2 separate regions of the Homo sapiens genome follow, and region 2 is linked to region 1. The links are chromatin loops, found by intact Hi-C in ENCODE. Cell type or tissue: IMR-90. All regions are shown on one strand. Links, peaks and the distances in the headings refer to the core of each region. The heading gives the core; the rest is flanking DNA. Region 1 holds the start of CGNL1 (cingulin like 1). Region 2 overlaps CGNL1 (cingulin like 1).

What was found. A loop is a pair of places that touch in the nucleus more often than their neighbours do. Peaks named below come from ENCODE experiments on the same cell type or tissue, not always from the same donor. Only the 100,000 strongest peaks of a DNase experiment are listed, where the experiment ranks them.
Region 2: it touches region 1 in a loop (2.1-fold over the local background); 2 of 110 quality-filtered maps call a loop at or near these places.

What each region holds. Positions count from the first base shown.
Region 1 is chr15:57,375,976-57,391,933 of GRCh38, forward strand. It overlaps CGNL1 (cingulin like 1), which reads left to right and starts at 530. Exons shown (of 19, transcript NM_032866.5): 1 at 530-592. RefSeq lists an enhancer at 11,599-12,183. In IMR-90, for the core only: no CTCF peak of the experiment used is centred there; a DNase peak (open chromatin) is centred at 9,026; H3K27me3 peaks cover 593 bases.
Region 2 is chr15:57,473,245-57,489,202 of GRCh38, forward strand. The region is part of intron 8 of CGNL1 (cingulin like 1); the gene reads left to right. It also overlaps the pseudogene RIDAP3. Among named protein-coding and RNA genes, the nearest start is that of CGNL1, 100 kb to the left of the region's middle. RefSeq lists enhancers at 1,919-2,418, 12,208-13,407. In IMR-90, for the core only: no CTCF peak of the experiment used is centred there; no DNase peak of the experiment used is centred there.

The DNA of each region.
Region 1 (15,958 bases), core at 7,837-10,336:
TACCGCGCAAGTGGGATAACCTCCCCACCAGTGTCTAGACACAGTAGGTGCTCAATAAATAGGTGTGGGTTTGCGGTGGCAGAAGAGCGCTATCCCTTAAGTTTCTGACAGTGAGGGGGAAAAAGGCTAAGCAGGGAAAGGAAGGGAAAGGGGTAAACTGAGCTCGGCGCAGTCGAGAGCGCGAAATAGGGAGGGCTTCCTGCAGGCCAGGAATTTGGAGAGGCCGAGGCTGGGAGAAGAAAAATGCCCGGTGACGGCGGAGGGGAGGTGGAAGGACGAACGGCTCCGGGAAGGGGTGAGGTCTAAGCGCAGCCCCGGGCCCAGCGGAGCCGAGGGCGGGTGGTGCGGGGGTTCCTGGGTAGGTTCGTCCCGACGGGCCGCGGGCGGATTGAAGGGAGGGTTGGGCCCGCCGGCAGCCCCGGCGGGTCCAGGCCCCCGGCCAGCCCCTGCCCCTCCTCCCAGGAGGGCGGGCGGCGACTGCGGGGCGGGGCGCGGGCTCGCTCGGCCTCCCGGCGGCGCCGCGGCCCTTGCACTCCGGCCGGGCTCTGCTGGCTGCGGCGGGAGCTGGACGCGGGAGGAGGCGGCGGCGGCGGTGAGTGAGCTCCGGGCTGGAGCGGGGCGGGGTGTGCGCCGGCAGCCGGGTTTCGGGGTGCTAGGGGCCGCCCAGGGCGGCGGGACCCCCAGGGGTTCGGGCTCAGCCAGGTGCACTGTGCTCAGTCCGCGCGTCCACTCTCGGTGACCCGCGCCGCGCGTGTCCTGGGGCTCGAAGATGCGACCCGGACTCCCGCGCCGCGCCCCGCCGAGGGCAGGCGCAGAACAGATGCGGGCGATCCCTGGGGAACCCGCTTCGGGGCGGGGTGGGAGGGAGGAGGCCCTGCAGAACCTCCCTTTAGTGAAGAGGGACTTTCTGCCTTCGCACCCCTGCCTGGACCCTCCGGCTCTAGTGACAGCTGGGAGAGACTCACACGAAGCAGTTTCTGACCTATCCTGTCGTACACAAGTCCTCGGCGTGCTCGGCCGGACCATCCCCTGGAAAGAAAGGGGCGTGTGACCTTTCTCTCCCCGATCCTCCAGACCACTGCGCCGCCCAGGGAGGTCATCCCCGAGAGAGCCCCCGCCTCACTCGGAGCACACATTCTAGCTCTCCCCGGGACTTTTCCAAGTTGCATCACTGTTTGGCCTCTAGACAGGTACTTGGCTGTCATGTTGGAGTTAGTTACACAGGATTTTTGAAACTTTGTATATTTGCTTTGTGTGTTCTTCACCCTAAGGCCGCTGCCCTCCCGACTCTGCTTATGCCGCTCAAAACGTTGCTCAAAGCTCGCTGGGAATGCTTTTGCGGGCATTGGTTCTCAAACTTGGCCCCACATCTGGAGAGTTTTAAAAAATACTGGTGCCTGTGTCCCACTCCCAGAGATCTGGATTCGGCTTGCCTGGGTTGCAGCCTGGACAATGGAATTTTTAAGACGCCGCAGGTGATTCTAATGTGCAGGCAAGTTTGAAAACCTCTGCTTTGAGAGTTGCTCCCACCAGCCACTCTTCGGACGGCTCAAGATCAGTCCTGATCTAGAACTCATCTCAGGTCCTCATAGCTCTTCCCTAATCCACCTCTCCACCTGAAGAACCTGTTGATTGGTGCTTTCCAACTTTAGACAGTAGATGGTGCCTTTACTGAAGATCCCTTTGTTTCTACCTCTCTGTTTACAGTCAATACTGCCAGGGCACTTTCTGCCAAGGAGGTGGGAGTGTAGGCATTAGAACCGAGCAGTCCTTGTCAGGGTCAAGGTTATAATACAGGGTTGTCCTATTCAGGGAAAACCAAGTGATAATTTGACTTGTCATATTCGGGAATGATTTCAGATTAAAAGGAGAAAAAATACTTTAGGGTTTGGTCAGCTTTTGGAGACCCTCCGGAGACTCCCCCACGTAGATAATGGAGTTGCATAAATGTGGAGAATTTTCCTTCAAAAAGCCAAAGCTAACAACATCCTTAAGGTTTTGTGGTTGATATTTGTGTTAACATAAGTCCATTTTTGTAGATTAAACTTATTCTGGAAGTATGATGAAGCCCTGCAGACAGAACACAGTGTATAACATGGCACATCTGAGATGACACCTGAGACACCTGTCACATGGTCTTAAAAATGATAGAGAAGTAGGACTAAGGAAAATGTAACCATGCTTATATTGGCTAAATTAGGTCATATATTTTATCAAGAAAATGTGTTTTCACTGCCCTTTTTAGTAATGTGATAGTCTCCGGGGATCTTGGTTAATTTACTTTTGTACCCCAAATATGATGTTTGCATTAAAATTTCCACCCTGATGTTGCTACCTGACCACAAATCAGTGGTTTTAAGTTTTTCTTAGGGGGTGGCCCTCTATGTGTTTTTTTTTTTTTTTTTTTTTTTTTTTTTTTTTTTGAGACAGAGTTTTGCTCTTGTCGCCCAGGCTGGAGTGCAATGGTGCAATCTCAGCTTACGGCAGCCTCGGCCTCCCTGGTTCAAATGATTCTCCTGCCTCAGCCTCCCAAGTAGCTGGGATTACAGGCACCCGCTACCATGCTCGGCTACTTTTTTGTATTTTTAGTAGAGACAGGGTTTCGCCATGTTGTCCAGGCTGTTCTCAAACTCCTGACCTCAGGTGATCTGCCCACCTCGGCCTCTCAAAGTGCTGGGATTACAGGCATGAGCCACCGTGCCCCGCCTGTATTTTTATTAACAGTGGGATGACATCCTTCCAAGAATGCCTTGCTGAAGTGAAAGAACATTTACATTCATTTCTAGCTGCTAATGTAAGTCCAAAGAACATTCATTTTGAAAAATACAAAAATGACATAATTTTGCCCACTTGGTTTTCTCGCTTTTCCCCAACTTCCACGACCATGCTCTGCTGCTACTACTGTATTCACTTGCTGGAGGTGTGCACCCTGTGGGAGCCGTCTTCATTGTCTTGGCTTTGGCTTGAAATGGAGGTTACATGCAGCGCATTGTCTTACAGGGTGTCCCCTGACCCGAATCATCACCCTTTGGGGAGCAAGACTATATGGAAAGTGTTTTCCTACTGTTTTTTTTGTGTGTGTGTGTGTGAGTGAGTGAGACCATGCCAACAAAATGAAGCCATATTATTAAATGGTTTGTTAACTTCCAAATCTTGTCTCAATTGGGAAAAGAAAAATGCTTATTCGAGGATGCTGTTGAATTCATGGTGTCTGAAAAGTCACCCCTGAACAGCAATAGTTACACTGTGAATATAATAATACACTCTACCCCCCCAAAAAGAAAAGTTTATGTAAATGTGGGCCTAAGCACATTTATTGCAATTTCTCACTTTGGAGTAGCAGCTCTAATATCCTAAAGTGATTAGAAGAAAGTAAGTGAAGAAAAATATGAAGAAAGGGTTAGTGAGATACTTTTTCATTTAGGGAAAGGGGATACAGCAACTAGAAAAGGCCTTGGGTTTGTGTTAAGAATTTATTGCCCTGGTGGCTTCCTTTTTTTCTTTGTTTAATTTGCTTGTGCTGATGGGTGAGGGAGAGTTAAAGAAATTTAATGGCCTCCTAACTCTCTTTCCCCGTGAAACCCATTTATCTAAGAGATGCCATTGGCCTTTTAAAAATATCCAACTGATTTTATGCTTTTCCTTTCTTTTCATCTTCTGATCTCGGCACTAAAGGGCGGTGGCATGGCTGAGAGGTTGGCATCAGAGCAGGAAAACAAAGTTCAAGGGGAAACCAAAAATTGGGTAATTTTCTCTGAATGACCAAGTGCTTACTTTTTTCAGGCATGTGACATTGCTGTTATCAAGAAACCAGTTATGACATGAAAATCCTGAAAATGGAAAAGGAAAAAAGAAAAAAAAAGGGAATGGGGTGGGGGATGGAAATAGCACCAGGGTTGACTGACCTTTACCGAGGAGGGAAGGCTTAGTGTTTTCAGCCTGGTGTCCCCCGTGTCCCGATTGCAGCCCCCTGTACTTCTCTCCTCATGCACCCTCCTGCATCCCTCAAGCCAATATCCTTGGGGGAGATAGTGCTTCATCTTAAATTCACACTAAGGTGTCTTTTTGTTTTTGTTATTTGAGACTCTGCTCTGTCACCCAGGCTGGAGTGCAGTGATGTGATCTCAGCTCACTGCAACCTCCGCCTCCCGGGTTAAAGCAATCCTCCCTGCCTCAGCCTCCTGAGTAGCTGGAATTACAGGCATGCGCCACCATACCCCGCTTATTTTTGTATTTTTAGTAGAGATGGGGTTTCACCATGTTGGCCAGGCTGGTCTCGAACTCCTGACCTCAGGTGATCCACCTGCCTCGGCCTCCCAAAGTGCTCCGATTACAGGCATGAGCCACTGTGCCCAGCTGTTAGTAGCCCCTGTTACTAGCAAAAGCTATGTATTACCCAGAGTTGTTGGTAAACAGGATAAGGTTCCTGCCTTAAGGGGCCTGAGTCAGGTGGGGATGTAAACCCTGGGTTGCAATAAGTTAGGAACTTTTCTAATCAAGAGGAACACAGTGGCCCGTGGGGTACTGTGGGGCACCTGGCTAGCCTCGCCTGGGTAGATGCCTCCTCAATTCATTGGCACAGGAGGCATAAGACATGCTTTACTTGGGTTTACATTAAAGCTTATTCTATTAGGCCCGTACCCCAAATGACTGATTTTGGAAATGTCCGACTCCAGGAGCGAGAAGGGTGCAGGTATCCATCATGCAAAGGGGAGGTGGGAGGTGGAGGAAGAGAACAGATTCTGGCAGGTGTCTTTTGCTTCTGGAGTCTACTGAACAGGGGTACTTCCTGGGAGTGGGAAGCTCATGGAGAATGTGGCTGGATCCATTTTTGGCACATTAGTAACTGGTAAAGTAAGCTTAGTAGCGGCTACCTCCGCAACAGAGCTGAAAGGAGAATGCAAAGTGCAGTGTGAAAGCCGCAGCTGCAGCACTTTTTGGAGCAAGTGGTTGGGTTTGTATCTATGGCTCCTGCCAATGGGCAGACATTGGTTCCTCATCATACCATGGTTGCTGTAGCTCAGGCTTCCTTGGGCAGGCTGAAAACTGGACTTCACACTGTTTTTCCCTTGGGTAGGTGGTTTCCAAATAGCTGACCCATAGGGCTAATAACCTCATGGTTATAATAGTTACTATTTGTTTATTGACTGCCTTTCAAGTGCCAGGTAGCATGCTCAGCACTTTTCGTTCATTACTGTAAACCCTTTACATTCCTGAGAGGCAGGTGGCAGTGACCTCATTTTACATATGAGGAAACTGAGGCCCAAGGAGGTGCTGAATCCTGCAAAGGTGCATAGTAGTTGACAGTGGCAAAGTTCTCATGCCTGTAATCCCAGCACTTTGGGAGGCCGAGGCAGGTGGATCCCTTGAGCCCAGGAGGTCAATACCAGCCTGGACAACATGCTGAAATACCGCCTCTACAAAAAAATACAGAAATTAGCCTGGTGTGGTGGTGCGTGCCTGTGGTCCCAGCTACTCTGGAGGTCGAGATGGGAGGATGGCTTGAGCCTAGGAGGTTGAGGCTGCGGTGAACCATGATCATGCCACTGCACTCCAGCCTGAGTCACAGAGTGAGACCCTGTCTTAAAAACAAACAACAAAAATAAAATGGCAGAGTTGAAGTTCGAGAGTACTCTGGTCTGTCTGAATACAAAGCTAAGTTCTCTCTACTGTTTCTCGCTCCTCTTAAGCTGAGCTGATTAAGAAATTGTGTTCTCAGTGCCTTGTTTATTTTTTAACATCACAGTCTCCTTAGGTCTGAACTGATTTACTATTTTCCTCTACCTCGTGTAAATAGGAATTTTACTATTTTCCTCTACGTGAGGTAGAGGAAAATAGTAAATCAGTTCAGACCTAAAGAGAAAGTATTCCGCTAAAGGCCACTGCGACCTTGTGATCCCAAGGGAAATTTATGGACTGCTGCTTTTCTAGGTGTCTTAAAGAAGAGGGTAGATTAGGCTGTGCAGAAAGTCTCTGAACGGGTCCCACATCCTAGGTTAGAGAGACGTGATTTCCACCCTTCTTCAAGTTCTGCAAACCTCTGAGTTTCTGTAGATAATTGGTTGTTGGGTAAGAGATTAAAAACAAAATTCAGCGTTGGGCATTCTAGAATAAAACGAAGCTGTGCACATCCAATTCCTGTTTATGTGGTACTCGCGACAAAAACAAAACTTTGCTGCATAGTAATTACCTCAAGCTCTTAAAATTACAGGTAGTAAGGGCTTAGAGGCCATATGGAGTTATAATTAGAGATGAGTTTAAAAAAGGGCTAGTGAATGAATGTTCATTACTACAATGAGCACTAGCTGAATATTTCAACCCGAGAAGGATCAGCTCCAAGGAACATTTCCAGGGAGTTAGCGGAGGGTCGTCATGGAGTTAGAGTGTTTGGGATTAGTGCACAGAGCATTTGTTATGAACGTGCAATATTTCTGCCAGCCTGGCCAGAAGCCTCTTTGTTTACAGGGCAGGGTTTCTTCCCTGCTGCCCAATCACAGGGATTTCTGCTTTGCTTTGGTAGAGTACGTAATCGTTCAGGTGATTGCTTTGTAGTGTGTTAGGTCTGTAAAGCTCCTCGACTGTTAATAATCTTTTCCTGTTACTTATCTCTTTGCTGGAAGATTGAGGTAAGATGACCTCTAGTTTTGGCCTCAAGAATTCTCTTGTTTTTGACCTTTTCCCTTAGTTTTCTATCTTTGTGTTTCATTGCATTCAAAACAGGCCCTCTGTTTTCCCTTGCAAATTTATAGTCCACATAGGGAAGAGGAACGACTGTGACCAGGACTATCCAGGAATCCTGTGATGGGAGTGTTGTTAGTCCCATTTTCCAAGTGAGGACCCCTTCCTCTCTAAGGCTGGGAGTTTGGGTATTCCAACTAGGACTGTTAAACTTTCAACAATGGGGCTCTTTTGACTTGATTACAAAAGAAAAGGAAATGGCCCAGTTTTCAAAGTCATGAAGAGGTTCTAGTATATCTTATGAACTAATATATATCCTTGAACTCTTTTGTAGCTGACAGTATTAAAAAAGGTTTGATTCCCCACCTTTTTTGCCTGTGTGGTTTTTATCTTCCTTTCTATAAACAATGACTTACTCAGAATTATACAGCAGCAGCTGAAAAGTTGATTAGCCTCCGTCCTTGCCCTAATCAAGTATCAAAAACCTGGAATGTTCACTTAGAGTGGTGATTACTGTGAAAGCTTTAGGTGCTGGAGAGGACCTGATAAAGAATGGAGTGAGAGATAAGAGAGAGAGAGAAAATAGCTTGCAAAGGGATTGCAGGGTGGAGTTTAACAAACTTAAGATTTCTTTCTTCCTTTTTTTTTTTTTGTTTTTTTGATACAGAGTTGCCCAGCCTTGTTGCCCAGGCTGGAGTGCAATGGCACAATCTCAGCTCACCACAACCTCCGCCTCCTGCATTCAAGCCATTCTCCTGCCTCAGCCTACTGAGTAGCTGGGACTACAGGCACGTGCCACGACGCCCGGCTAATTTTTTGTATTTTTAGTAGAGATGGGGTTTCACCATGTTAGCCAGGATGGTCTCTATCTCCTGACCTCGTGATCCGCCTGCCTCAGCCTCCCAAAGTGCTGGGATTACAGGCGTGAGCCACCACATCTGCCTTTTCTTTTCTTTTCTTTTCTTTTCTTTTCTTTTCTTTTTTTTTTTGAGATAATCTCACTCTGTTGGCCAGGCTGGAGTGCAGTGGTGTGATCACAGTTCACTGCAGCCTCAACCTCCCAGACTCAGGCTCAAGTGATTCTCCCACCTCAGCCTCCCGAGGAGCTGGGACCACAGATGCAGGCTACTATGCCTGGCTAATTTTTATGTGTGTGTGTGTGTTTTGTAGAAATGGGGTTTTGCCATGTTGCCCAGGCAGGTCTCTAATTCCTGAGCTCAAGCCATCCACCCACCTAGGCCTCCCGAAGTGCTGAGATTACAGGCGTGAGCCACCGTGCCCAGCCCAAACTTAAGATTTCTTTTACTTGTGAGTTTCAGGTTTGGGGCTTAAATGCATTTGGTCTGGTTGTGGCCAGACTAGCTCAGCCCTAACAGTCTGTGCTGCCTTGGGCCACCTATAAGCTTTGGGGAGTGGGGTGGGTGGGTTGGGAGGAGAAGGTAGGGTGAAGGGAGAGGGGAAATAGTGGGTAGGAGATAAGACCCACCAGTTAGCTGATTCTCCAGGCCTGGCTTGCTCATGGCATGACTGCTTCTCCCTGCAGGCCTGAGTCCAACTTTCTGGGTGTGAGGCAGCTGGATGGGGTACAAAAGAGGGAGAGAGTTGCCAGACACTTTCCAGGAGACCTGCCCAAGATCAGTAATTCTCATAATAGCAAATGCTCCCATAGCATTTGCCTCCAGCCCCATCCTAGAGCTTTTACTATAGCAATTCTATGGGATAGGTGCTATCATAAACCCATTTTACAGGCGATAGAAACAAGGCCACGGGAAATTGGGTAACTTGTCAAAGTGCTGAAATCCAGGGTTGAAACCCTTGCTGTCCGGCTCTGAGCTATGCTAACAACTACCACCTCATTAGGCATAGAGGCCTGGATGCTGCACCTGCTCTTCATTCATTCCTTGAACTCACCCACGTATTTCTTCAACAAATTATTGATAGCCTGTATATGCCTTTATCTTGGCAATGAGAACAACATAAGTGCTCTTTGTTTATGTGTCTGAATTCCCATAAACTTTATTTTCTTTCTTTTTTAAAAAAATTGCCATAAACTTTCAAACAAACCTTTAAAGAGACGAGACCTCTTTACTGACCTTGTATACCTGGTGTCTGGTAGAAAATAGGTGCTCAATAAAGCTTTGTGGAAGAAGGAAGAAAGACAGTGTTTTGAAACTTGACATCCTTGTATTTCCTCTGTCTCTAGCAGCCACAGTGATATCTAAACAGAAAAACAGACAAGCCTTAAGTAAAGTGAGAGTGTGTGGGGAGTGTTTTGCAAAAATAACAGGAGAGAATTTTTGATAAAAGCATGCTGTCTTGTATGCATTTCAAGTTCTCATGGTGAATCATTTTTTGCTTGTTTGCTTAAAGCATTTCTTATCTGAAGGGCATCCCGACACCCAGCTTGCAGACTACTGAGTGAATCAGGGAGGCCCTTCAGACTTCCATGCATTGTTCGGGGCTGCTCTTGTCATCAGGGTCTGCAGAATATATTTTCTTTGCAGTTGAGGACCAAATACCTGGTAAGGTTCAAGTCCACCATCCATTTTCCTGTTTAACATTTAAATGCATGAGCTAGTAGAAAGTAGTTTCACCTTGGGCTGGGTGAAGTGGCTCACGCCTATAATGCTAGCAGTTTTGGAGTCTGAGGCAGGCCGATCAGTTGGGATCAGGAGTTCAAGACCAGCCTAGCCAACATGGTGAAACCCTGTCCCTGCTAAAAATACAAAAAATTAGCTGGGCGTGGGGGCGCATGCCTGCATTCCCAGCTTGGCTTGAACCCAGGAGGCGGAGATTGCAGTGAGCTGAGATTGTGCCACTGCACTCCAGCCTGGGTGACAGAGAAAAATAAAGTAGTTTCATCTCCTGTATTTTCATTCCTTCTTCACACTGTGGGGCAAAGAAAGGTCTCATTCACTTGGATTGGAAGCTCTATTTGACGATCACTAGGAGTGATGGCTCTTTGGTTCCTCTTCCATTTCAGGTTTGTTTCCTCCTCTGTAAAATAGATGTAATGCCTACCCCATACAGTCAAGCCATATCTCTTTGACATAGTACAGTGGTTCTCAAACAGGGTCCCCCCAACCTCCCCACCCGGGGGTACATTTGACAATATCTGGGGGCATTCTTGGTAGTTATGACTGGGGTGGTGATGGCTCCTGGCATCTAATGGGCCAAGGCCAAGGATGCTGCTAAATATCCTTTGATTCAAAGGACAGTCCCCCACGGGAATTATCTGGCTTAAAATGTCAGTAGAGCCAAGGCTAAGAAACCCTGACAAAGTGGAACCTCAAACAACGGTAGCTCTTTTTAACATCTCTGATCCAAGGGAGCTATTGGCCAGGGACAAAGATCCCTCCTTTCTTAAGTAGGGTGGAAAGAATGGAATTTAACGTTTTATTGATGCCTCTGGGTTTCCCCACAGGTGCCCCTGAGGTGGGAACACCTCCTTTTCTCTCCATTAAACATGACTTAACTTCATTTGAAACTTGCTTGCATCGTTTACATATAAATAGCCATGCTAAAACCAGTGAAACCACTTAGCCTGTGGGGTGGTTAAACCCATTCCCTGCAGAGGACATTGGTGGAGTGGGGCCTGTGCTGCTACAGGCTTGTGAGCCTCGCTTTTCTCCCCTGTTAAAGGGCAGATAGGTAATTGTGTCACCCTCCCATCTCGTCATGTTGCTCTGACTCTGCACGTGTGAAACTAGCTCTACGTATGTGAATGTGCTGTGTGATTCCTAAGGTATGCCTTTTGAAGGCATTTTTCACGGGATCCGTTTCAGTCAAGGACACTAAAATGGTTGGGGCTCAACAAAGAATATCTGTGTTACGGGCATAGTAGGAGGCCCCCCAAATAGTTCCTGCAGCAGGGTGTGTGATTCGGGAAGCAGTGTGGCCCAGTGGTTGACAGCATGAGGTCAGCCACTCACAGGCTGCTCTGTGTACAACCTTTGGCTTTTCCCGTGCTTGTTGTGTGACCCTGGGTTAGCTACTTCACCTCGTTGCACCTCAGTTTCCTCACCTGTAAAATGAGGATAACGACAGTGACGACGATAACACCCAGCTGAAGATGGGTGCGAGGCTTCAGCGACTGGTCCTTGTGAGGTGTGCGGTGAAGATGGGAGCTTAGCTCAATAAATGAGTTGCTGTTAGTAAAATACTATTTGATGTTGGCTTGTAGCTTGTGTATTTTTACTCAGATGAAGAGCTTGCTCCTGATTTAGGAGCTGAAAAAGGATCTTTCTGGTTCTTGGTATTTTTTTTGGTGGCAAAATACAGCATAAAATCTCCATTTTAACCAATTTAAAGTGTACAGTGCAGTGGCATTAAGTACACTCACAATGTTGTGCAACCATCACCACTATCTAATTCCAAAACTTTTTCATCCCCCTGAAAGGAAACCCTGGACCCGTAGAGCAGTCACTCCACGTTCCTCCCTTCCCCCAGCCACTCCCTCCCTGCGAGCCCGCTCATCTATTTTCTGTTTCTGTGGAACTGCCTAGTCTAGATATTTCATATAAATGTATTTCATGCAATAGATGGCCTTTTGCATCTGGCTTCTTTCACTTAGCATAATGTTTTCAAGGTGCCATCTGTGTATTGTAACATGCACCAGCACTTCACCACTTTTTACCTGGTGTCTTTTTTGCAGAGCACCCCAAGCCTCAGTGTCATCAGGCCTGTGGTTCTCTGAAGTCATGCCCTGTTTTCAAGTTTTAAACTGTCTTTCTTCATTGATTTTGATCCTTCTTGGCCAGCCTTATTTTTTCCACTTTTCCCATCCAGTACTTCTAATGACCCTTGAAATGAATGTGGAATGAAGCCCTCATGCCAGGTTCTTGGTGCTGGGGAATAGGTCTTATTAGGTATCTTACTTCTGTGAAAGAATTAGCAGCAGGAGCACACATAGGGGCCCTGAGTGGTGCTTCATTTCCCCATGACTCTGCGTGACAGGTTTTAAAAACAAGTGTCTGGAAAACACCACCAGGCCCCTTTTATTCATCAGTTTAAAAGCTTCCCACAATGAGAAGTGGCCCTCAATTAAGTCGTTTAATAAAAACCTCCCCCTGTTTTAAAGCATTCTTGGGAAGTGTTTACATTTGACGCCACTGCAGGCTTCTAAATGAGGAGCTGTGGAGTGAGTGATCCTTAACCTGTGACTTTAATAATATCCTTTGCTTTAGATTTCCAGGTGGAGGCCTGGGCCAGATTTGTAGCTTGTCATTGACCCAGACTGGGTTCAGAGATGGGGGCTGGGCAGGGGGTGGAGGACATTCTTGGCTATCCTGCCCCCCTCAGCTGCCACTAGTAGAAGATTCAGAAAGGCTGAAAGCCACATAGATATGTAAAACCAGCTCCTTGGAGAGAGACTGGACTGGAAGGAGGTGAAGCATTTCCCTACCTGGGAAGGGCAGTTACCCTGCCCCACTTCTGACCTTATCTGCAGTGTCGGGGGGCTTCAGTGGGCAGAGATTAAAGCATTTAGGAGAGCAGTGCCAGGCTCCTGAGATTCTGGGGCCTTAGGGTCTGAGAGCTGGAGGAGGCTCTACTTTTTTCTCTGATTCTGGAGAGGTGAGTAGGCCCCGAGAAGAGGAAGCAGGCTGCTTTAGCTTCAGGGAAAACTCCGGAGTTGTCATTAGAGGAGTCCTGGGAAAAGCTAAAATAAAGAAAATTCTAGGGTGGTCTTTCCTTTGTGCTGGACGAAGACAGGAGGGTGAGGGGAGCCCGGAGCTGCTGACACGCACTGGTGATTTGTAGAGGTTGCCAAGGTGGGCAGTTAGCAGTCTGGATTCTGGGCCTGGACTGCCCGGATCTGAATCCTCCCTCCGGGGTTCTGTTCTATGAATTCTTGTGTGTCCAGTGCTCAGAGCAGTGTCTGCAGAGGTAGCTGTAGATATGTGTGCTCGCACGACTGTACTGACACTTCACTTTGGTGAGTTTCTGGTTAGAATCATAGAAATGCTTCTTGTTATCAGAGCTAATTTGCCTGCATACCTGGCAGCCTTGTGCAGTCCATGGGACAGGGTGATGTTACTGGACTCTGAAGAAAACATGACTCGCAGATGGAGAAATTATGCTTGGCAAATCTATTAAAGTTCTCCGAGGGAGAGAATAAATGTGGGAAGAAGGACAAACCAGTGGATCTAGATTTTATTTAGACTTCCAAAAGATTGTTGGAAAGACTTCATGGCAAAGGCTATTAGATGTGGGAGTCTCCCATGACTTTCTGAGTGGAGGTGAATGGAAGAAGGAGTCTGGCTGAAATTTGTCTTTTTCCATTGTCCTTTAGAGGAGGAATCTTCACATTTGCAGATGAAATAAAATTCTAAAGGTAAAAATGAAGACTTCGGAGTCAAACTATAGAGAGGTGTTTTTTTTTTCTTTTTAAATTTAAATTTTGGGCACGAGGGGATGTCAACTACCCTTTAAAATAATTCGTGATCAGTGGCTGCACCTGGGCAGCTGGGCTTTGGAACTAGGAATGATGTGTGTGCTGCTTTCTAGCAAAGTTAAAAATCATGTGCCTGGGGCATCAGAGTGCTCAGGAAATAAATGAAGATTAGTGGAACCAAGGAGTTCATTAAAAATGATTCAAGTTCCACTCCAGCCTGGGCAAAAAGAACAAAACTCCATCTCAAAAAACAAAAAACAAACCAAAAAAACCTGTAGTTTCCAACTGTCTTTTAAGTGAATAGTACATTTGTAGAAAAAGTAGATTCTGCTATCAACAAATGTAAGAGTTCACTTAAATGCACAGATGTTGAATTTCATGCCTTTTGTGTTTTAACCCAGGATAGTAAATGAATGAATGAAATGAGCAGACACTTTTTCAACACAGACCCTTCCCTCTCGCCCAATAGGATTTAGGAAGCTTGGAGTTACGCTTGACCAAAAAGACACGTGCAGGAGTTAGTTACCTTTGTGTTTTTCTTTTTACTCAGTGTCCTGTGGGCCTTGCCTGGTGCCTTATGTATAGGAGTGCTCTGTATGTGTTTGAATGATAAATGGACTCAGATTTCCTTAACATAAGCGTAAATATTTTATCATCGTGTGTCATTATGTGCCAGGCAAACTTAGTTATATTTGCTCTTACAATGGTTGTATTGGATATTGCTGCTTAATATTGCCGTGTAACAAGCAATCCCAGATCTCAGTTTTTTGTTTTTGTTTTTTTTTGAGATGGAGTCTCACTCTGTTGCCCAGGCTGGAGTACAGTGGTGCCACCTTGGCTCACTGCAACCTCCCACCTCCTGGGTCCAAGCGATTCTTCTATCTCAGCCTCCCAAGGAGCTGGGATTACAGGCACGTGCCACCACACCCAGCTAATTGTTATATTTTTAGTAGAGACAGGGTTTTGCCATGTTGGCCGGGCTGGTCTCGAACTCCTGACCTTGGGTGATCCACCTGCCTTGGCCTTCCAAAGTGCTGGGATTACAGGTGTGAGCCACCGCACCTGGCCCCAGATCCCAGTTCTTTATGACCACAAAGGTTCATTTTCCCCTCGCTCAGCTGTTGGTTGGGTGTGGTTTGGTTGAGCCAGGCTGTGCTTCACTTGGCCAAGCCAGACTCCAGGCTTCCATCTGGGTTGAGGTCTATTCCACATGTGTTTTATTCAGCAGCCCAGGCTGCAGGGGCAACAAATATGCAGGGCCAGCTTGCCTTGGGCAGATTACAGAGGCATAAGAAGGCAAGCAGAAATGCTGGAAGCCTCTTAAAGCTTTGGTCTATAAGCAGCCCACTGTCAGTTCTGCCAAGATTCCCTTGGCCAACACAAATTGCATTGTCAAGCCCCACATCAGCAGGGTGAGGAAGTATACCTGGCCAGTTCTAGTAGGAGGTAACTCGAAGTCATATGGCAAAGAAGGTAGATGTATATGGAGGAGCAAAGCACTGAGAACAATAATTTCATTCACAATGGTAGAGAATGAATAAGACGGAAGAGAGCAGTTTGGGCCAAACTAGCCTTTTGGGAGCTTGCGAGACCTAGGCTGACTGGGTGAAAAATCATATGCATTTGGTGCAGGTACCAGCCCAGGCCTTGGCATTTCCTGTACATTCGCTGGCATGCGCTGCCTCTCGGCTGGCTGGACATTGATCATATCCTTTCACTGCGATGGGGCTCGTGGGAGTGCTGCCTATCTGTGGGAGGAGCAGAAGGATGGGCCTGATTTTCTTCGGGTTAGCCATCATGACCTGACAGGCTGCCAGCTGTGGTGGCAGGAGTGTGACAAGCTGAGAGGGCAAAGAGGACAAAGAAGGACCACAGTGTTGAAGGAGGCCAGGGGCTTGCCTCAGCCTAAGTCCCACCTGTAATAGTCAGTGACAGGTTAGCATCAGTGCCTGTGTGTACCATGTCCCAATCTTCATAAGGATCCTAGGCTGTAGCTTCCAGACCCTGCCTTTTACATCCAAAGAAACAGGCTTCAGGAGGTGAGGTGACTTGTCTTCAGCCAACCAGCTCAAAAATGGCAGATGAGAGCCAGGCCACCCTGTTCCCAGTCTAGGGTCTGTCTTTCCACACCCTGTGGTTGTCATAGTCTAGCAGAGTCCGGACTGGTGTTGTGTGTTATAGTATATTCTGGCCCTGTGATGACAGAGTCTGCTTTGGAAGAAGCCATGTGAGCCTCGTGCCCATAAGGGATGACATAGGCGAAGCAGAATGAGTGAAATACTGGCCAATGATAAGCAGCCTTGCTGTTACTGCTTTGCAATGGGCCATTTCTTTAGTGAAGAGCTGCTAGACTTTGAGGAAGAAAAGGCTCTAGCCACTTGTGAAAATGAACCAGGAATAGATGGGGACCAAAACCTTGTAAAGCCAAGGGTGTGAGGAGACAGACACTCTCACATGTGCTGAGTGTGGGATTATAAATTCACTGGGCTTCTATCTAGAGAGCAGTTTGGCAATGGGGCTGCTTTTACTTGCAAGTAAACAAAACTCAGTTGAAGGTGGTTTACATAAGAATAAAAACAGCAAAAAGTGGTTAAAAAGTGGTTTAAATAAGACATTTCAAAATGACATTTGTTACCTCATGTAAACAAGAAGTCCAAAGTCTGGGCTGTTGGGGGAGTTAGTTTGAAGACCCAGGCTTATTTCCTCTTTCCTCGCCTCAGTGTTTGATGTTTGCCTTCAAGCTTGTTTCCTCATGATCTCAGTGTGGCTGTTGCTGCTCCACCCATCGTATCCTTATTCCATATCCTTATTCAGAGTGATGTCCACAGGCAGGAAAAGAGGAAAGAACAGAAAAGATGCAAATCAGCATGTATTCTGAGATCCCAT
Region 2 (15,958 bases), core at 7,722-10,221, 97 kb after region 1:
ACTCTCTCTGACCCTCTAAATTCTGCCTGATGGATATTTTTCTAAAGACTTGCCAAGATCATTAAGTAGATTTTTACTTGGTGGAAAAATTTGGCGTTATGATTTGATCACTTTAAGCAGAAAATGGAATATGTCATAAACTCTAAATTCATTAGACAAGAACCAGTATGGAAACAGGAATACCTACAGTGGCAAAGTTAATCAGAGTGCATAAGGCATTTACAGTAGCCCGTTGGCCCCCAGTGACCTGAGCCTTCTGGGCCTCTTGCTCCATTATAGTCCCTTCCCATGTCGAAAAGGTCTGATTTGTGTAACTAATAGGATATTATGGAAATGATGGAGTGTGACTTCCGTTGCTTGATCATAAAGGACATGTGGCTTCCTCCTTGCTTTCTCATGGATCTCTTGCTGTGGAGGAAGCCAGCTGCCATGTTGTAAGTGCACTTAAGCAGCCTGCGAAAAACCCCATGTGGCAAAGGACTGAAGCCACCTGTCAACAGCCATGTGAGTGTGCCATCTTGGAAGTAGATCCTCTGGCCCCAGTCAAGCCTTCAGATGACTATAACCTTGACTAACATCTTGACTGCAGCCTCATCAGAAACCCTGAGCCAGAACTGCCTGATTGAGTCACTTCTTCTTCTTCTTCTTCTTCTTCTTTTTTTTTTTTTTTTTTTTTTTTTTCTGAGACAGAGTCTCACTCTGTTGCCCAGGCTGGAGTGCAGTGGTGTGATCTTGGCTCAGTTGCAACCTCTCCCTCCCGGGTTCAAGCGATTCTCCTGCCTCAGCCTCCTGCGTAGCTGGGACTACAGGTGTGTGCCACCACGCCTGGCTAATTTTTGTATTTTTGGTAGAGACGGGGTTTCACCATATTGGCCAGGCTGGTCTCGAACTCTTAACCTCAGGTGATTCACCCACCTTGGTCTCCCAAAGTTCTGGGATTACAGGTGTAAGCCACCGTGCCCAGCCTTTGAGTCACTGCTTGATTCCTTACCCTCAGAAACTTTGTGAGGTAATGTTTGTCACTTTAGGCTGCTAAGTTTTGGGACAATTTGTTATGCGGGAATAAACAACTGATAGAACATTTTGACAAACCATCTCTTTGAAGCTGCATTTTCTGATAGCCACTGGCTCTAGCAGAACCCACAGCATCCTGCCATGCCCTTGGTTTAGTCCTTGTTATGCTGGACTATATCTCTTAGGTGATATGTCATGCTCCTCATCTTGAAGGAGGGGTGTCTTGTCCTTCATATCGTCAGTACTTTGCAGAATGCCCTGTATTTGCTGTATGAGTGAATCAGAATGTGTAGAGGTAAATAAAGGACACCCGCATAGTTTAAGGACAGGTCAGGGTTTTAAACCCAGCTTTGTCATTGACTTCATAGAATTCTCCTAGTCTTTCTCTGTTTTTATTTCCTCTCTTGTAAAGGGATACTATTTGTGTTATAAAAAACATACATAATATATTGCTATACATGCATATGTGCTTGTGCACATATGGATTATTTCAAGAGGGAGATAACTAGTCAATAGTGGTTACTTCTGGGGATATGTAGGGGGATGGAGTAAGAGGAAAACTTTCAAAAAACAGTGTGTAAACCTTTCATATCTTTTGAATTTATTCCATGTACAGTGAAATAAGAGTATTGATCTGCACCTCTCCTAAGGCAGGTCAAGAAGAAGTCCTAAGTTTAGTGAAGTATTTTTAATTTTTTGTCACTGGGGGCCCCTGCCTCTGCCTTGACCTTGACCTTCACCTTCTGTCTGCTACCCAGGTCTGTGGCTTCCACATCCACAGCAGCTCAGTTCCATCCTCTGACCTCCTTTCTCACAGTTGCTGCCCTGGTTCAGGCCTCAGCAGCCATCTCCCTATTTCCCCAACTGTGTTGCCCCCTTCTGACCACACCACCTGCCGCAGGTTGGCCACCCTCACAAGTCCCTGGTGGCTTCCCTTCAGTTACAGAGTCCTGCCTGGTCTCCAAGGCCTGCACTCCACCACCTGGCTCCCACCTGCCTTTGCAACCCTGGCCCTCACTGTTGTCCCTGGTGAGCTTGGTGCCAGCCACACTAAAGGATTCCCTGTCACCTCCACAGAAGAGTGTGCCCTGTTACTCCGTATTAGCCACCTCTGGGACTTTGCTTTGCAATCCTGACCTGCAAGAAAGGACAGTCCCCACAACAGAGACATATCTGACCCAAAATGTCAATCATGTCACTCTGAGAAACTGGGATCTATGTATATACAAGTGTGGTGTGTGTGTGTGTGTGTGTGTGTGTGTGTGTGTGTGTGTGTGTTTTCTTTTCTTCTCTTTTTACATAAATGCCTGCTGTGCAACCCCAAGCCTAGTTAATGAGCAATAGATGGAGTGACTGAATACTTTTGACACACCACATCTCTGATCCCAAAGAATCTTCTTCTTGCAGTGGGGAAAATAATCCTCCCAGGGCTGTACGTATTCCAGCCTCAGACTGTCTTTTCTGACCTGCTGTCCTGTGCTCTCTCACTGGATTCTCTGCGTGTGCCCTAGTGGTCTCCCTGCTTGCTTTCTTCTTTCCCCCGGCTCATATTAGCCTGTCTGTCCCCAACATCCTTCACCAGCCCCCGAGCTATGGTCTCCGCCATTTAAAATCGTGCCATCCTTCATGGCTCAGGTCAGATGACATCTCCTTCTTGGGTCCACCCAGCAGCTGCTGTTCTTTCTCTTTGAAATCCCCAGGGTCTTTTGTCCCTCGGGTGGCATTTATTGTGTTTTGCTTTGCCTGTAGTTTTTGTTTGTTTACTCAACACATCAAGCATCATGCGAAATCTGGGGTGCAGAGATGGACAAGGTGGCCTCTGCTCTCAACTCTTCCCCAGCCTAGTAGAGACAGACAAGAAAGCTGACAGCCAGTTCGGTGTGGGGCATGAGAAGCTGGCATATGGCACGGAAAGCAGAAGTTCGGAAAAGGGTGACTTTGCTCCGTGTAGGCAGGCCAGGGCGGGTTCCTAAGAGGGAGTGAGGCTTGGGTGAGTCTTGGGGGCAGTGGGAATTAGCAAGGTGACTTATGGGTGGGCAAGGACATTCTAGACGCAGGGAACTTCTTGAACCAAAGTATGTCTTGTTCTCCTCTGAGACTTGAACACCTCTTTAGGGGTAACCATTTTCCTTATTCATTTTTATGCCTTTTATAGTTTTACCTTAGACAGCTAATAGTTTTGTTTGCATTCATGTATTTATTCATTCAACAAATATTCTTGAGTGCTTATTTACTTGAGGTACTGGATAGATGTAAATGGATTTAGGCAAATAGTTGGTGACAGAAGAATTCAGTAGAAACCATCAGAGTAGTAGGCGGCCTCTGAAGTGATTAGATGTGGTTTAGTGAGTTTTAGCTACAGAGTAAGTCATGTGTTCACGGTGACCACACGTTAGAATTCTGGAAATGTGGGCCAGAACAAGTCCAAGTTAGATGCAATGGAAAAATCCCTCTGTCCGAGTCATCTCTAGGGAACAGAACTTGTTTGAACCAGCATTATTAGTTTAGTTTCATGAAAGACAAAATAAAGGGCAAGGTGTTTGCTCCACAGGGTGACTGCAGCAGTTTTCACAGTAATGAATAAAGTAATGCTGTTTTGTCAGCAGTGAGTAGGAGTTGGGGACTGGGAGAAGCTTGTTCCATTCCTCAGGAAATTCCAAAGTCATGCACGGGCCTTATCCTTGGGGAACTTACAGATGAAGGAGAGAATATGGCCAAGCACACATATTTCTCCTTTTAACACTTCCCTTCTTTTTCTTTCTTTTTGTTTTATTTGTTAAATTTCTGCACATGTTTCTCAAGTGTGTGGTCTAGTGGGAAGGAATACTGGCAGTCTCTGGGTTTAGGGAAACATTGAGTCCCCTTACAGTTAGAAATAAAAGGCTGGACGTGCTTCAAAGACTTTTTGAAATAAGGCTGGGGACAAAGAAGTCAAGCAAATAAATGATAGAGTCCAGAGAAGGTGGCATTAGAGATAGATCTGAAAGCATTCAGGGAGACGTGGTGCAGGAGGATGGGAAAATCTTGTTTTTTCCATCCCTGAATTGTCCAAGAGCCCAAAGACATCTACTCTGCAAAGTGTTTGCTGGATGACAGTGCAACGAAGACTTAGATGCTAGCAAACTTCGTTGGAAAACACTGGGTTCTTCATGTATTTGGAGCAAGAACCAAGGCATTAGTAAACTTTGGAAAATAGGCAGTGAGGTTGTCCGATAGAGTCCATCTGGGGAAGTATTTTGAGCCAGTTGGGTTTATAACTATGACCCTAAACTTGAGTCCAGCATATGCCAAGTCCAAAGGAAAGGTATGTTCTTTGGACCCCTCATGCTCTCTGATTTACAGGGACCTCTTTCTGCCTGGTCAAGGCATTTCATGACTCTAAGCCTATGACTTTTTGTGAGAAGAAGCCTTCCATGGCTCCTTTGCTGCTTGGTTTTGGGGTTTTGGAGGCACCAGGATGCCAGGCTCCTACCCTGTGTGCAGTGCTTCCTTCTCCCCGTCCCATTGTGAACTGTTTCCCTTGCAGGTTCAACTCATTGCCACTTCCTGTAGCTGTCTTAGTGACCCTTCAGGCCAGAAGCAGATGCCTGTGCTGTGTACCATGCCCCTCCTGCTGCTGAACTGGAGAGAAAACGTGGCTGGCAGGTGGTGAACTCTCTGGCTGATTCAGGCCCAGTGGAGAAGGAGGGTTAATAATTTACTTTGCCCCTGTGTAGCCACTGGTGTTGACCTTGTCAAAACACTAGTAGAAATTAATTAGAGTCTGGCCTGTCATTTAACTAACAGGATAGTAAGGCCCCAAAATAACTTCTTGTTTTGAGGTTAATCCTGTCTCTGAGTTTACGGCTGACATTCCTGTACATCCGGCCCTGTTTGCATCCAGCAGCCAGGACCGTGGGCTCATGGTGTTCATGGGGCTCACAAAGAGGGCACACAAGGTCAGGGGCCTGTCTCTCCATGGGAGCCGCTCATTGTGGTAGGAGGACAAAGGCCACAGTGATCAAGATGCTCTGTAGGAGAGGCGGCAGAACAACATGTGGGCCTGGTAGATATTGCAGGTGAAGAGCCTCCCCATCCCCCAAGCTTCTTTCATTTTAAATTCACAGCTTTTGTTTCTTGAGAAGTTCCGAATCTTTTGCATCTGGTGCTGCGAGAAGGTTCACCTGGTTAAACATCCTCAAGTCAACAGCACAGCTCCTTCTGGAAGGCACTTTAACTGGATGGGATCCTCTCACTGTAGACATTGCTACCTCCCTTTCCTGAAATAAAGCCTGCTCCAGAGCAGTGATTGTCTTGTGGTGTGTTGTGGAAAGCTGTTAATAGCTTAAAAGGTCTCATTAGCTGCTAGATAGGCCTAGACTGTGAAAGGATACATGGTGACCCAAGGGTAGATTCTTTTTTTGAGAGTCTCGCACTGTCACCCAGGCTGTAGTGCAGTGGCATAATCATGGCTCGCTGCTGCCTCGACCTCCCAGGCTCAAGTCATCCTTCCAGCTCAGCCTACAGAGTAGCTGGGACTACAAGTGAGTGTCACTACCTCTGGCTACTTTTTGTATTTTTTTTAGAGATGGGGTTTTGCCGTGTTGCTCATGTTGGTATCGAACTCCTGGGCTCAAGTGGTTCTCCCACCTCTGCCTCCCAAAGTGCTGGGATAGCAGGTGTGAGCTACAGCTCCTGGCCCAGATTCTTACCTTATTAGGGAGTATCTAAATTAATCTGTTTATTGATCTCTTAAGTAGAATCTGATTAATTGTCCATCAATAGCTAGCTGCAAAGCACTGCAGAAGCCCACTTGCCACTCTCCTTCCCCCAGCTCTCCAGGAAGGTGCAAGGAGTTGTTTGAGATGGTTCTGACATCCAGCTTTTGGGTCCCTGGTTTATTGCCTTTTCCAGTACATTGGCTGGCACCTTTATCCAGCCAACAAATACACGCTCTGTAAACATGCATGTACTTTTGGAGAAGGCAGTTGGACCAAGGTGAGGGTGTGGAGGATGGGAGTGAAAAACAGAGTAAGCCAGAAAAAGGGGTCATGGGAAAGGAAGGGCAGGAGCTAGAGGGAAGAGGCCTGGGGACTGACTAGTGCCCAGCAATAGAAACAATCAGCATTAGAAATGGGCAAAGGGGCTGGGCATGGTGGCTCATGCCTATAATCCTAGCACTTTGGGAGGCCAAGGCGGGCAGATCTCCTGAGGTCAGGGGCTCAAGACCAGCCTGGCCAACACTGTGAAACCCTGTCTCTACTAAAAATACAAAAATTAGCTGGGCATGGTGGTGCATGCTTGTAATCCTAGCTAGTTGGGAGGCTGAGGCAGGAGAATCGCTTAAACGCAGTAGGTGGAGGTTGCAGTGAGCCGAGATTGTGCCACTGCACTTCAGCCTGGGTGATGGAATGAGACTCCTTCTCAAGAAACAAAAAACAAAACAAAATGAAACAGGCAGAGCAGTTTGAAGAAACTTCTCAAGAAACAAAAAACAAAACAAAACAGGCAGAGCAGTTTGAAGTATGATGGGAATGAGGTACAGGGGAGGCAGGAAGGAGAAAAGTGCAAAGGGATAGTGAGAAGATGGGAGGTGGTGTGGAGAGGAAGCAGGGAAGCTGGTAGCACCAAGAAGTGAAAGAGGAGTTTGAGCTAAATATCTAGAGGATAAAGGGGGAAAAGATGAGTCTGAAAGGTATGAGAGGGTGACAGCAAAGGACAGAGGAGAAGCCGTGAGCTACATATTATGCCAGGTGAGATTTCTGCTCCAGGAATTTTGGCTCACGGTTATCCCAAAGAGCTGTGGCAGCAAGTGTTGGTTTTATTGCAGTATTAGCAGTATGTGGTTACTAAATAAGTGACTTTTGAAATAAAGTGTGAACTGTGAGACTCTAGAAGAGGATAAATGAAACTTTTATCACCTGAGATGGGTAATTTTTATACCTCTTATTTCTAGGGTCTCTCTATCCACAGCATTGAGCATGGGTATGAAAATATGCATTGAGGCCAGGAGCTCACGCCTGTAATCTTAGCACTTTGGGAGGTCGAGGTGGGTGGATCACCTGAGGTCAGGAGTTTGAGACCCGCCTGGCCAACATAGTAAAACCCTGTCTCTACTTAAAATACAAAGAAATTTGTTGGGTGTGGTGGTGTACATTTGTAATCCCAGCTACTTGGGATGGTGAGGCAGGAGAATTGCTTGAACTCAGGAGGCGGAGGTTGCAGTGAGCTGAGATCCTGCCATTGCACTCCAGCCTGGACAACAGAGTGAGACTCTGTCTCAAAAAAAGAAAAAAAGAAAGAAAATATGCATTGAATGTAATACTTTAAAAAGTTACAACCATCATTTGTCTGTGGGGGAAAATACCATAGTCCAGTTAGTTGTACCTGTCTCTAGTGGTCTTTGGGCAGGAGTTTGAAGAGATCATTGGAAAGACATCAGAAGAATTTAAATGACCCATATCCCGTCTTTCAGAATGAAACTAATATTCATTAAAAAAAATTGTATGCTCTGGCTGAGAATTTATACAGCCTTCTAAAGAGGAGACAGGTATGCTTTTGGTTTCCAGTGATCAGTCTGTGAACTTGGGGCATTACTCAGTGGATCTGGAACCTTCTTACTCTCACCAGTTGGTTTAGGCCATCCCCCTTCCTCTTGAAACCAACTTTGTTTGATATGTCATTGTAGATTTTCTATTATTTCCCCCAAATCATTCCTTAATGAACAGTACACCTTAAATGCCTTCTCTTTGTATCCAGAAATTATCAGCTCAACCAATAAATAGTATGTTTGTTAGTCAAGCCAGTGATCCAGGAAAGACCTGGGGTTTTTTTTTTTTTTTTTTTTTTAAAGATGGGCAAAGTTTAAAAAAGAATTTTTAAAAAATCAAACGTTTTGAGATAGTTATAAATTTATATGCAATTGTAAAAAAAAATACAGCTAGATGCCATATACCCTTTATCCTGTTTCCCCCAAATGTAATGTATTGCAAACTATAGTACAATAGCATGACCAGGATACTGACATTGATACAGCTGAGATATAGAACATTTACATCACTCCCCGCATTCTTCATGTTGTCCTTTTATAGCCATGCCATCTCGCTTTCCCTCCCATCCCTCCTTGACCCAACTAGTGTACTTCTCTCTGGTTTTTAAATTTTATCATTTCCAGGATGGTATATAGATGGAATCATACAGAATGTAACCTTTTGGAATTGGCTTTTTTCTCTCAGCATTGTTCTCTGGAGATTCCTCCAAGCTGCTGCATGTATCAACAGGTTCTTTCCTTTTTATTGCTCAGTGGTATTCTATAGTATAGATGCACCACAGTTTGTTCAACCATTCACTCATTGAAGGACTTATGGGATGTTTCTTGTTTTGTACTATTATAATAAAGCTTCTATGAACACAGCTTTTTGTGTGAATATGTTTTAATTTTTTTCTGGGATAAATAGGAGTGTGAATATGTTTTAATTTTTTTCTTGGATAAATATCTAGGAGTGTGAATGTGATTTAATTTTTTTCTGAGATAAATATCTAGGAGTGCAATTGCTAGGATGAATGGTAATTACATGTTTAGCTTTTAAAGAACCTGCAAAACTACTCTCCAGAATGGCTGCACCATTTTGCATTCCCAACAGCAATGTATGAGTGACCCAGTTTCTCTGAATTGTTCCCAGCATTTGGCATTGTCAATATGTTGTATTTTAGCCATTCTGATAGGTATATGTGATATTATATTGTGGTTTTACGCAGTTTTCTAATGGCCAATCATGTTGAATGTCATTTCATGTGCTCTTTTGCCACGTATATCCTCTTTGGTGAAATATCTATTCATGTCTTTTGCCCATTTCCTAATTGGATTGTTTGGGGTTTGTTTTTTTTTTAAACTGTTGAGTTTTCAAAATTTTTTATGTATTCTAGATATGAGCACTTTGTCAAATATGTGGTTTGTAAAGACATTCTTCCAATCTCTAGTAAAACAAAACAAAACAAAACAAAACAAAAAACCTTTTTAACAAGGTCTTTGAAAGGTACAAGTCTTTAGTTTTGATGAAGTCCAATTTAGTTTTTCCTTCTATGGATTGTGCTTTTGGTGTCAAGTCTAAGAATTATTTTCCTACCTTAGATCCCAGAGATTTTCTTCTGTGTTTTTGTTTTCTAAAGGTTTCTTAGTTTTGCATTTTACATTTAAGCTCACAGTCCATTTTGAGTTAAATTTTGTGTAAGGTGGAAGTTTAGTTTGAGGTTTATTTATTTTGCCTGTGAATATCCAGTTGCTCCAGCGCCATTTGTTGAGAGGGTTATTCTTCCTGCAATAATTGCTTTTGAACCTCTGTAAAAGTGGGTTGGGCATTTTTGTGTTAATTTCTGGGCTCTCTATTCTGTTTCATTGACCTGTGTGTCTATCCCTCTACCAGTATCACATAGTTTTGATGACTGTGGCTATATTATGTCTTAAAATCTGGTAGACTGAATCTTCCACTTTATTCTTTTTTAAAATTGTTTTAGCTATTCTAGTTACTTTACCTTTTCTTTTCTTTTCTCTCTTTTTTTTTTTTGAGATGGAGTTTCACTCTTGTTGCCCAGACTGGAGTGCAATGGCATGATCTCTGCTCACTGCAACCTCTGCCTTCCGGATTCAAGCAATTCTTCTGCCTCAACCTCCCAAGTAGCTGGGATTACAGGCAGCCGCCACCTCGCCTGGCTAATTTTTTTGTATTTTTAATAGAGACAGGGCTTCACCACATTGCCCAGGCTGATCTTGAACTCCTGACCTCAGGTGGTCCGCCCACCGCGGCCTCCTAAAGTGCTGGGATTATAGGAGTGAGCCACTGCGCCTGGCCTACCTTTTCATATAAATGTTAGAATTACCTTGTCTGTATCTATACAAATTTTGCTGAAGTTTTGATAGGTTGAGTATGACTATGTTGAGTATTCCAGTCCATGAACATGGTCTAAGTAAATCTCCATTTATTTAGATGTTCACTGCTTTCATCATTTGATTTTGTATTTTCAAGCATACAAGTCCTGTATGTGTTGTGCTAAACTTATACCTAAGGGTTTAATGTTTTTGAGTGATTATAAATGGTATATTTTTACATTTTAGTATCCTTCTGTTCATTGCTAGTATACAGAAATGCAGTTGTATGTTTTTATTTATGTTTATTTTATATCAGGACCTTTATTTCTTTACCTTGCTGAAATCACATATTCTACAAAGTTTTCTTTTTTTTTTTTTTTTTGTGACAGGGAGGTGGTAGATTCCTTGGGATTTTTTATATAGACAATCATGTCATCTGCAAACAGGGACAGTTTTATTTCTTGCTTTCTGATGCTTTCTGATCTATATACCTTTTGCTACTTATTTCCTGCCTTATTACGCAGGCTAGAAGCTCCAATACTATGTTGAATCAGAGTGGTGGGAGCAGGTATCCCAGCCTTAGTCTCAGTCTTAGGGGGAGGTATTCAGTTTCTTACTATTAAATATAATGTTAATTATAGATCTTTTGTGAATTGGATGCTCTTTAGTTGAGAATGTTCCTCTCTATTCATAATTTGTTTGGAGCTTAAAGAAAGTTTAAATCATGAATGGATTTTGAGTTTTGTTAAATGCTTTCTCTGCATTTATTGATATGATCATGTGATTTTTCCCTCCTGATTTTAAACTATCAAACCAGCCTAGCATTCCTGGAATAAACTTCACTTGATCCTACTGTATAATTCTTTTAAAAATTGCTGACTTTTATTTGCTTGTATTTTGTTAAGGATTCTTGTGTCTATATTAATGAAATATATTGGCTTATAGTCCTTTTTTCATGTTTTCCTTTCTTTTAGGATACTATTTGGATTTTGATATTGAATAATACTGACATCATTAAATGAGCTGAGAAGGATTTCTTCCTCTTCTATTTTCTGGAAGAGATTGTGTAGAATTGATGTTTATTCTTTTTTGAACACTAGGTAGAATTCTCCACTGAAACCAGTTAGACCTGGACATTTCTTTTGGGGGAGTTTTAAAATATGAATTCAGTTTCCTTAATAGTTATGAGGCTATTCAAATTATTATATTTAATATCGCATAAGTTGTGGTAGTTTGTACTTTTTAAGGAATTGGTCTATTTCATCTAAGTTGTCAGATGTGTGTTGAGTTGTTTATAGATGTCTGCAGGGTCTGTGGTAATATATCTTGTTTAATTTCTGATATTGGTAATTTGTATTTTATCCTTTTTTTCTTTGTCAGTCTTACCAGAAGTTTGTCAATCTTACTGATTTTTTTTGTTAACATTTGATTAGTGGTTTTTAGATTTTTTATTTTTTATTTTACTTTAAGTTCTGGGATACATGTGCTGAATGTGCAGGTTTGTTACATAGGTATACATGTGCCATGGTGGTTTGCTGCACCTATCAAACCATCATCTAGGTTTTAAGCCCCGCATGCATTAGGTATTTCTTCTAATGAGCTTCCTCCCCTTACCCCCCAATCCACTGACAGGCCCCGGTGTGTGATGTTCCCCTCCCTGTGTTCTCATTGTTCAACTCCCACTTATGAGTGAGAACATGCAGTGTTTGGTTTTCTGTTCCTGTGTTAGTTTGCTGAGGATGATAGTTTCCAGCTTCATCCATGTCCCTGCAAAGGATATGAACTCATTCTTTTAAAAGAATCAGTTTCTCGTTTCATTGGGTTTTTTTTTTTCTATTTTTTTTATGTTTTCAGTTTCATTGATTTCTGTTCTTTATTATTTCTTTCCTTCTGCTTGCTTTGGGTTTATATTGCTCTTCCTTTTCCAGATTCTTGAGGTAGGAGCTTCGATTATTGAATTCAGACTTCCTTTTTTCTAGTATCAACATTTAATGCCATATATTTTATTTTAATTTCCATTCAGGTCAGTGTGTGTTTAAAACAAAATTTTCTTGAGGCTTGCTCTTTGACCCATGGATTACTTAGAAGTGTGTTGTTTAATTTCTAAGTGCTTGGGTGTTTGCCTGTTGTCTAGTTCGAGTCCATTTTGGTTAGAAAACCAGTCTGTATGATTTCAGTCCTTTTACATTTGTTGAGGTTTGTTTTATGGCTCAGGATATGGTTTATCTTGGTATATATTCTTGAAAAGATTGTATATTTTGCTAGAAAGAGATTTCAAAAATAGTAAATATGAATCAACCTGAAGGATAAAAATAAATGATTTTTCTTTCCTTTGGCAATAGAAATATTGTTACTAGTTGGACAAGTTATCTTTATTCACAGCCTGAGTTATACAAAAAATAGGAATACATCCTTTTTGGTGGTTTACAAATCTAATTATATTTTCATGTTAAAAGTAAGTGGTGGAGGATATGTGAAGTGTCATAGTATTTGCCACAGAGGCTTTTTCCCATTCAAATTGTAATTGTGTGGAATTTTTTATTTTGTAGTTGCTTTAGTAAAAACAAATGATAGAAAAAGCTTGCTTTAAATTAAATTGAACAATGCATAAGAGTATAGAGTAGAAGAAAATATATTTTGGATCATACTTTTGACACCACCTTTTTCCTCTCTCACAATACATTTGGAGGATCTTTTCAGATAGACGTACATAGAATGTCCTGTATGCCATTCTTTGATGGCAGCAGCACAGCTCTCCAGATGCTGATTTAAAAGGAGTTTAGCCACGTGCCATTTCTTTCTTCTGGTGCCCAGTCTCACTAACCTCTCCTAATAGTCTAGCATTGGCCCCTAGAGAAATTCAAAGGTCTGCCAAGGTAAGTCAGCAAACCAGTCAAGGGCCAGGAAGTCAGGAATGTGTGAGTAGCTGAGTCAGGGGTCTGGAATCAGAAGTGAGGGTGAGTCAGGAGCAGGGCCCGGGCTGACTCAGGCAGGCTGAGGTGGTGACCTGTGGAATCAGCTGCCTTACTGGTGCTCCAGGGCAGGGGCAGGCTCACCATGCTGAGGCCTGAAACTTCACTTCTTTCAGGGATCAGCTAATAGATGTGGTCAAGGAATTTGGTCCCAGTCAACCTTCCCTGCTTCTTCTGTGTTAGGTCATCTGTCAGAAAATGTTAACCAAACTTTAGGGCCACATGACTTTGTTTCTCTTTGTGGAAATGGGAATGATATCACTGCAAAGAGTCAGGGAAGAGGTCGTGGGGGGAAAGGAAGAGGGGGTCAAATAAATCAGCGAGAAAGAGAGAAACAGTTGGAAAGCCAGACAGATACTGGGCGCTTCTGCAAGAGTTATAAACTGTTCTTATCACCAAATCTGGTCCATTCTGTCACTCACATGAGTCCGTCCAGTCTTCCTCTCTCTTATTCCCAAAATTTTAGCCTTTTAACTGAAGTCCCTCCTCACAGCTGTGGATTGATTGGAGAGAATGAGTGAGAACAGCTTGTCAAGGGTGACCTTCAGCTTTTACGTTAGGTGACTGGTGAATATTGGAGGCATTGAGAAGGAACAGAGGAGGTCCATGTCTTGGAGTGGTAAGTGGGATGAGGACTTCCATTTTGTGCATGTTGAATCTGACCGTGTTGAGTTTGAGGCATCTGTGGGACACCCAAAGAGGGGTATCTGGCACAAGAGAAAGGCTAGGCTGAAGCTACTGATTTTGGTTGGGCCCAACAGCTGCTTGCAATAGTTGCATGCTCCTGAGGGGGAGGCTGTTTGCATTCTGTCCTTGTTTTACATTTCCATTGGGAGTGGTGTTTTAGAACTTCTTACAGATGTCACAATAATTGTAGACCTGGCCCTACCAGCCATGCTTGAGGTATTATGTAGATTATCTACTTCTTTGCTGCTAGTTTTCCCAGCCCAGTTCAACTATTTCCTGATGCAAATGAAGCTTCTAAGTGTACAAACTTAAAATACCTTTATTACCAGTGCAACCACACTAAACTCTAATTGCCCAGCAACTAGAAAGACTAGGAGTAGACAGTTTATTGTATGTGTGCATTTTGATGGAGGGAAGAGATGAATATTTGCAAATTCATATTATGAAGAACAAGAGTACTTCTCCTTGGGAGATGGGTTTTTCCAAGATGGTAAATGAGTTGCAAAGAACAACTTTTTCTTTCTTTTCTTGAGCTTATTCAACTTTTTTTTTAAAGCTTATTTTGACTTCAGCCAACATTACTTATTTTCAGGTATACAGAGTCAAAAAAAGGTAAAAGAGGAGGATTGGTTTATTGCTGTTTTTCTGGGCAAAAGTGATACTTAGTGGGACCATTTGGCCAGTACTGACATACTGGGTTAGGATACATATTTTTCTCAAAAGCATTTTGAGGAATTCTTAAGGGTTGGCATTCTCTGATATTGGTAATAATATAAGTGTCATTGGTTGTTACCAAATGAATCTATATACTCAGATTTTCCTTTTGTTCAGGTTATTTTATATTTTAAAAAGATCCATGTTGAGGCAGATATTTATACAGAACCAAGTGATTAGAATTGTGATGAGTTGCTAGCTTTGTAGATTGTGCTGTTATTGAGAACTTTGCCTTTACTGGTTTTTTACTTCTCTTAATGTACAGATCTGAGAAACAGAGTTGCTGTAAAAGTTCAAATGCTGCCAGATAGGCTAAGTGGGGAGAAAAAAACCTTTAGATTACCTCTCTCAAAGAGAGTCACCAATATTCTACAGTCTCTGGATATAGTTTTCGAGTATACAGAGGGTACAAGGTTTTGCATGGACGGACGTTTTCATTTCTTTGGCGTGTATACCTGGGAGTAGAGTTGCTGGGTCATAAAATAACTGAGGAATTCCCAAAATGTTTTCCAAAGTGACAGAACCATTTCTCATTCCCCTAGTAATGCCTGAGGGTCTTCATTTCTCCACATCCTCTCCCACACTTGTTATTATCTGCCTTTTTTATGATAGCCATCTTCGTGGGTGTGAAATGGTATTTCATCGTGGCTTTGATTTGCATTTCTCTGATAACTAATGATATCAAGTATCTTTTCATGTGCTTATTGGCCGTTTGTATGTCTTCTTTGGAGAGCTATCTGTTCAGATTCTCTGCCTATTTTAAAATTGGGTTGTCTTTTTATTACTGAGTTGTAATGGTTCTTTATATATTCTGGATATCAGTCTCTTAGTACATATTTAATTTGCAAAATTTTCTCCCCTTCTTCAGATTGTCTTTTCACTTTTTAAATGCTATCCTTTGAAGCGCAAAGATTTTTAATTTTCATGATGTCCAGTTTACTCTTTTTTCTGTTGGTACTTGTGTTGTATCTAAGAAACCATTTCCTCATCCAAGGTCATGAAGACCTTCTCTTCTTCTGCAGTCGAGTGAGAAGTGAGCAGAACTGGTGTAGGGACTGCTTCTACTGAAGGGGGTGCAAGAGAGAAGACTTAGCCATGTCATCCTTGATCATAAAGGTGATCAACACTGAGAAAGCCCAAGGGTACACTGGTCCCTTCAGTCAAGCTGCATTAGTTGACGGGATCCTTTACATTTCAGGAGAGCTAGGCATGAACCTTTCGAGTGCACAGCTTGTGCCAAGAGTGGGTAACAGAAGAAGCTAAACAGGCCCTTAAGAACATGGGTGATATTTTGAAAGCTGCAGGCTGTGACTTCACTAATGTGGCAAAAACAACTGTTTGGCTAGCTGACACAAATGACTTCCGGGCTGTCAATGTAATCTACAAACAGTATTTTAAGAGTGGTTTTTCTACTAGAGCTGCTTACCATGTTGCTGCTTTACCCAAAGGAGGCCAGGTTGAAATTGAAGCAGTAGCTGTTCAAGGACCTCTCACAACAGCCTGTCTATAAGTGGGCCCAGTGCTGTCTAGTCCGGAATTTTTAACGTCTTCATTGTCACAGTTGATATAACATCTTAATTAACATCTTGATTTTTATAATTGATGAAAAGTGTAAGTTTGACTAAAGTATCCAAAGTTATGGAAATACTATATAATAGAATTAAACATGAATTGAAGGTTAGATGGTGAATCCAGTTACTGATGTTACAAATTACACTTATGCACA